Regions from separate parts of the Homo sapiens genome. Here region 2 is linked to region 1. A link is an interaction called in ENCODE POLR2A ChIA-PET data of the cell type or tissue named here. Cell type or tissue: OCI-LY7. All regions are shown on one strand. Links, peaks and the distances in the headings refer to the core of each region. The heading gives the core; the rest is flanking DNA. Region 1 overlaps KIAA1549L (KIAA1549 like). Region 2 overlaps KIAA1549L (KIAA1549 like).

The links. Peaks named below come from ENCODE experiments on the same cell type or tissue, not always from the same donor. Only the 100,000 strongest peaks of a DNase experiment are listed, where the experiment ranks them.
Region 2: POLR2A ChIA-PET joins it to region 1 with 22 read pairs; 2 of 35 experiments call an interaction of 5 or more read pairs at or near these places.

The regions. Positions count from the first base shown.
Region 1 is chr11:33,471,965-33,474,874 of GRCh38, reverse strand. The region is part of intron 1 of KIAA1549L (KIAA1549 like); the gene reads right to left. Among named protein-coding and RNA genes, the nearest start is that of KIAA1549L, 97 kb to the right of the region's middle. In OCI-LY7, for the core only: no CTCF peak of the experiment used is centred there; DNase peaks (open chromatin) are centred at 134 and 1,404; H3K4me3 peaks cover 1,785 bases; H3K27ac peaks cover 1,839 bases.
Region 2 is chr11:33,524,591-33,527,500 of GRCh38, reverse strand. All of the region lies in intron 1 of KIAA1549L (KIAA1549 like), which reads right to left. Among named protein-coding and RNA genes, the nearest start is that of KIAA1549L, 150 kb to the right of the region's middle. RefSeq lists an enhancer at 1,261-1,340. In OCI-LY7, for the core only: CTCF peaks have their summits at 1,182 and 1,383; a DNase peak (open chromatin) is centred at 1,410.

The sequences.
Region 1 (2,910 bases), core at 109-2,608:
ATTCCTCACGCTGGAGTGTTTATGAAGATGACAGGCCCTCGCCTGGAAAAAGCAGAACCAAAATAAACTGAGCAGCAATTAGGCTGCAGCCATTTCGTTTGGCAGGTGTTTATTGGGTACCTACTGGGTGCCAGTTTCTATGCAGTACTCTTTGCTGATGCCATTTCATTTAATCCTCCAACCCACTTCCCAAAGTGGCTATTATCATTATCTCTCTTTTACAAATGAGGAAGTTAGGAGCCCAAGGGGCAGTTAAAGGGCTTCCCCAAGGCATAGCATTAGTGCCAGGATAGAGAGTTGAACCCAGGCTTGAGTCTAAAGTGGGTGCTCTTTCTCTCAGTCTCTTAGAATCGCATATTGTCAGGCATTGTCACACATGTGATTCTAAGACAGCGAGAGAAAGAGCTCTGTGGAACTTAAAGATGAATTGGCCTTGCATCCCTGCCCTCAAGTTGCTCACAGAAGAGCAACGAGCAAGGGAAAGGTTATATAACTAAAGTGTACGACTGAATGTGATCAATGCTGCATAATGAAAGATATGAGCTCTGGAATCACGGAGGTGGGGCAAAGTAAGTCCAATTCAGGGCAAATTTAAGGCTTCACAAGCCAGATGACATCTGATATAGTTTGGGTGTTTGTCCCCTGTAAATCTCATGTTGAAATGTAATTTTCGATGTTGGAGGTGGGGCCTGGTGGGAGGTGTTTTGGTCATGGCAGAGGATCACTCATGAATGGCTTGGTGCCCTCCATATGGTAATGAGTGAATTCTAGCTCTGAGTGCAGGAGACAGCTGGTTGTTTAAAGAGCCTGCCACCTTCTCCCTCTCTCTCTTGCTCCTACTCTTTCCATGTGAGATGCTGGTGCACTTTCCCTTCCTCCATGATAGAAGGCTTCTTGAGGCCCTCACCAGAAGCAGATGCTGGAGCCATGCTTGTACAGCCCGCAGAACCAAGAGCCAATCAAACCTCTTTTCCTTATAAATTATTCCACCTCAGGTATCCCTTTATAGTAACACAAAAACAGATTTTTTTTAATCTGTTTTTAAAATACAGCATCTTAGGACTTCCCAGAAGGGAGTAGGATTTGACCAGTGGAGAAGATAGGAAAGGTTATTCTAGATAAAGGATATAAAATTAGCCAAGAGGGGAGAATGAGGAAAATGGTCAGGGAATGGGGACTAATCTAATATGACTCGAAGGGAACGTGCATATGAGACCAAATGGTGGAGAGCCTTTGAATGCCATGCTCGGAAGCGGAGAACACAGTCTTTAGGCAAAGGACACTATAGTAGGCTGCTTGGCAAAGGAATGAGATTATAAGACAGGGCCTTTGAGAAGGTAACTATAATTAGGCCACTTTAAACTGCTGATAGTTCCTCTCACCAATGAGCCTTCACGCGTGTCTTTCTCTCTTCCTCCTTTCAATGTCCTGACAACTCCTATGCAACCTCTAAGACTTGTCTTGGACATCACCTCCTCCAGGAAGTATCCCCTGTTCGCCCAAGATTGGGTCAGATGCCCCTCCTAGGTGCTTCTTCAGCACCTGGGTTTGACCCTACAGTACTTAATACTCTACATTAAAATTTCCACTTGCCTCCTCCTTTCCCACTAGACGGAAGCTCTTTGAAGGTAGGGACTATGGTTATTCATCTTTAATTTCCCCAAATCCCTGATTTTGGGGGTACCCTAATAGCCATTCAATAACTATTTGATGGATTAACATGAACAAGCATCAGAAAAGCCCCAAACAGACACTACAGCCACAGCCATCCAAGTCTGAAGTACAGACACAATTTGATTTATTTGTTCTTTCACTCTTCCAACAAATGTTTCTTGTGACCCTATTTGAGACCCTGCACTGGGCTCTGGGTTTGGTCACTACAGGGTGGCTGCCTTCAAAGCAGCCCCTACTCATGTTCCTGGTCACACATTGGAAGCTGGAGCACCAAGTCCAGAGAAAGCCCTGTTTCTCAAACTGGAAACAGCCTGGAGGTAAGTAGAAGCATGGTAGGAAATGAGGGAAGCTGCAGCAACTAGTAAGGTGAATCTCTCCAAAGTACTGATTTTACTTATTAGATTTTGCAGCATGAGAAACATGGATATAATACGGACTGTGGTGCAGAATGTGCACAATTTTAAGATAAAAAATGAGACCTGAAAGAAATTTTTGACATGCAGTCAGCAACTATTTCAGGCTATACCTACTGACTTCTCCAGTCTGAGATCCTTCTCTGTTCTTGGGCTCCTGAACAGAGACAGGAGCCTCTGTAACAGAAAGTCCTGGCTGTCTTCCCAAATGACTTTCTCGCTTAGTATTAGAACACTCCAATATTAGCTAGGTATGTGGCCCCTGGAATTATAGTTCCTGGTCTCCCTTGTACAGCCATATGGCTAGGTTTTGTTCAATTAATGTAGGCAGGAGGTTACTCCCAGGAAGTGTCCTTAAAAGGAAGAGGGCCAGACTCAGTGGCTCACACATGTTATCCTAGTGTTTTGGGAGGCCGAAATGGGAGGATCTCTTGAGGCCAGGAGTTTGAGACCAACCTGGGCAACATAATGAGACCCTGTTTCTACAACCAAAAAAAAAAAAAAAAAAAAAAGCCAGGCATGAGGCATGTGCCTGTAGTCCTAGCTACTTGGAAGGCTGAGGCAGGAGGATGGCTTGAGCCCAGGAGTTCACTGCACTGTACTCAAGTCTAGGTAACGCAGCAAGGTCCTGAAGAAAGAAAAGAAAAGAAGGAGAAAGAAAGAGAGAGAAAGGAAAAAAAGGAAAGGAAGGAAGAAAGAGGCACCAACAGGAATGTGGAGATGATGCATAAAGTTTAAGAAGCCACTTTGGCTCATTCTGAGGCAACACTCAGAACAACAGAGCAACAGGATAAAAGGAGTCTGCATCTCCGGTAAGCCCAAC
Region 2 (2,910 bases), core at 191-2,690, 53 kb before region 1:
CAATGTTATCTTTTATAATTTTTATGATTTCAGGTCTTAAAGTCCTTGATCCATCTTGAGTTGATTTTTGTATAGGTGAGATATGAGGATCCAGTTTCACTCCTCTACATGTGGCTAGCCAATTATCCCAGCACCATTTGTTGAATAAGGTATCCTTTCCCCATTTTACATTGTTTGTTTGTTTTGTTGAAGATCAGTTGGCTATACGTATTTGGCTTTATTTCTGGGTTCTCTATTCTGCTCCATTTTCCTCAATTATTCTCTCAAATAAGTTTTCCAAACTTTTTGATTTCTCTTCTTTCTTGGGAACACGAATTATTTTTGTGTTTGGGTCATTTGCACATAATCCCAAATTTCTTGGAGGCTTTGTTCATTTTTTCAATTCCATTTTCTTTGTCTTTGTTGGATTAGGTTAATTCAAAAGCCTTGTCTTCATCCTCTGAAGTTCTTTCTTCTACTTGCTTGATTCTATTGTTGAAACTTTCCAGTGTATTTTGCATTTCTGTAAGTATGTCTTTCATTTCCAAAAGTTATGATTGTCTTTTCTTTATAATATCTATTTCTCTGGAGACTTTTTCATCCATATCCTCTATTATTTTTTAAATTTCTTTAAGTTGGTTTTCACTTTTCTCTGGTACCTCCTTGAGTAGCTTAATAATCAACTTTCTGACTTCTTTATGTGGCAATTCAGAGATTTCTTATTGGTTTGGATCCATTGCTGGAGAGCTAATGTGGTCTTTTAGGGTGTTATAGAACCTTGTCATATTACCAGAATTACTTTTATAGTTCCTTCTTATTTGGGTAGACAGTTTCAGTGGAAAAATCTGGAACTCAAGGGCTCTCGTCCCATGGGGTGATTCCTTGATGTAGTGCTCTCCCCATTCCCCTAGGGATGGAGCTTCCTGAGAGACAGACTGCAGTGATTGTTATTGCCCTTCTGGGTCTAGCCACCCAGCGGGGCTACCAGACTCCAGGCTGGTGCTGGGGAATGTCTGCAAAGAGTCCTGTGATGTGATCCGTCTTCAGGTCTCCCAGCTATGGATACCAGTACCTGCTCTGGTAAAGGTGGCAGGGGAGTGAAGTGGACTCTGTGGGAGTCCTTGGTTGTAGTTTCATTTAGTGTGCTGGTTTCCTCAAATGCTGGTTATGCTAGCAGTGAAGTTGTCACATGGACAGACTCAGGACTTCTGGTTACCCAGGATGTTGCAGGCGGTAGAATTAGCTGTTGTTTTCTCCTTCTTTGGAGCAGGGTTGTTCTGTTATGAGTTGCTGTAATGGCTTGAATTGGTTGGCCTCCAGACAGGAGGTGGCACTTTTCAAGAGAGCATAAGCTGCAGTAGTAGAAGGGGGATATAAGCTTGCCCTATGTTGGCCAAGTTAAGTACTTACTTGGGTTTCTCAGGCAATAGGTGGGGCCATAGAGCTACCAAGACCTTATGTCTTCGGCTACCAGGGTGGGTAGAGAAAAACCATCAGGTGGGGCTGGGGTAGGCGGGTCTGAACTCAGACTCTCTTTGGGCAGGGCTTGCTGCAGCAACTGTGGGGAATGTGGGGGAGGCAGCGGTGCGGGTGGTTCTCAGGCCAATAGAGTTATGTTCCCAGGAGAATTATGGCTGCCTCTGCTGTGTCATACAGGTTTCCAGGGAAGAGGGGGAAGCCAGCAGTGACAGGCCTCACCCAGCTCCCACACAGCCAGCAAAGCCAGTCTCATTCCCACCATGCCTCACCAACAGCACCAAGTATACATCCAGGCAGCTGGTGAGCAGAGCTGAAATCTTGCCCCAGACAACAAGCCTCTCCACCAAGAAAGCAAGTGGGGCTGTCAGGCTTTACCTCTCCCTGCCTGCCTGCAGCTTTGGCTGTGACTTCTGCACTCATATATGCACTTCCAATTTGTCCCCACCCCCCGACCCCGACCAGATTCTACTCAGGAAAATTTATGCTTAGGTCGAAATTATTACAAAGTTCAGCCAGAAGCTTCCATCACCTGTGGCTCCTCTCTAATTCTGCTGGCTGCCTTCCCCAAGGACTCCTGTGAGATAAGGCCAGGAATGCTTTCCCTGGGCTCAAGCTAGGGACTAGGAAGACCCTATAGGGTTCTTCCTGCTGCTGCTTCTATTTTTATACTTCTCTCAGCTCCTTAAAACCGTTTCAGTTCTAGATAAGGTTAAATCCTTCTCCCATGATCTGTATTTTCAGGTTCTCCAGTGGGGATGTGTGTCAGAGACCAACTTTTCCCCCTCTCACACTCTGGGAGCTCACAGTTTTTGGGCTGTCTTACAGAGTCTGCAGTGGCAAGCCACTTCTTTCAAAGACTCTATGAATTATTTCGGTTTTCCTGGTATGTTCCTGTAGTGGTTCTTGGAGCTCAAGTTCATGGTTTGAGTCCCCACACACTGTTCTGTCCATCCACGTGGGAGGTGCATGTTAGTCCTGTCTCCTATCTGCCATTTTCCTCTTCACCCCTATAAAAATCTGGTCAACTTTTTCTGTCTTCTCTGGAAGTTGTTCATATTTCTTATGATAAATCCCTTTTCTCTAACTAATTCTCCAATGAGTACCTAGGCAATCCATCTGGCTTTAGTGGCATTAATAAGACGGACTATGCTTCTGCATTAGATTTTTCCCCTAAAGTCTCCAGTCTGCTTATTTTTACAAGCAAGTATGAGGTTTTGAAAATGACTTATTCATCATGGTCACAAAATGAGCACTTTCCCATTAAGATTTATCACAAATCTAACTCTAACTGAAATGCTGGGAGGAAAAAGTAGAGACATACACATGCAGATACATAAATATATATAGCATTTATGTATACCCTTTATACATATTTTTTAAGTCAAAGAATTTTTAACACTCTCCCAACACTCAGTTGGAACAGTAAAAGCTATACCTAGAGGAAAATTTATA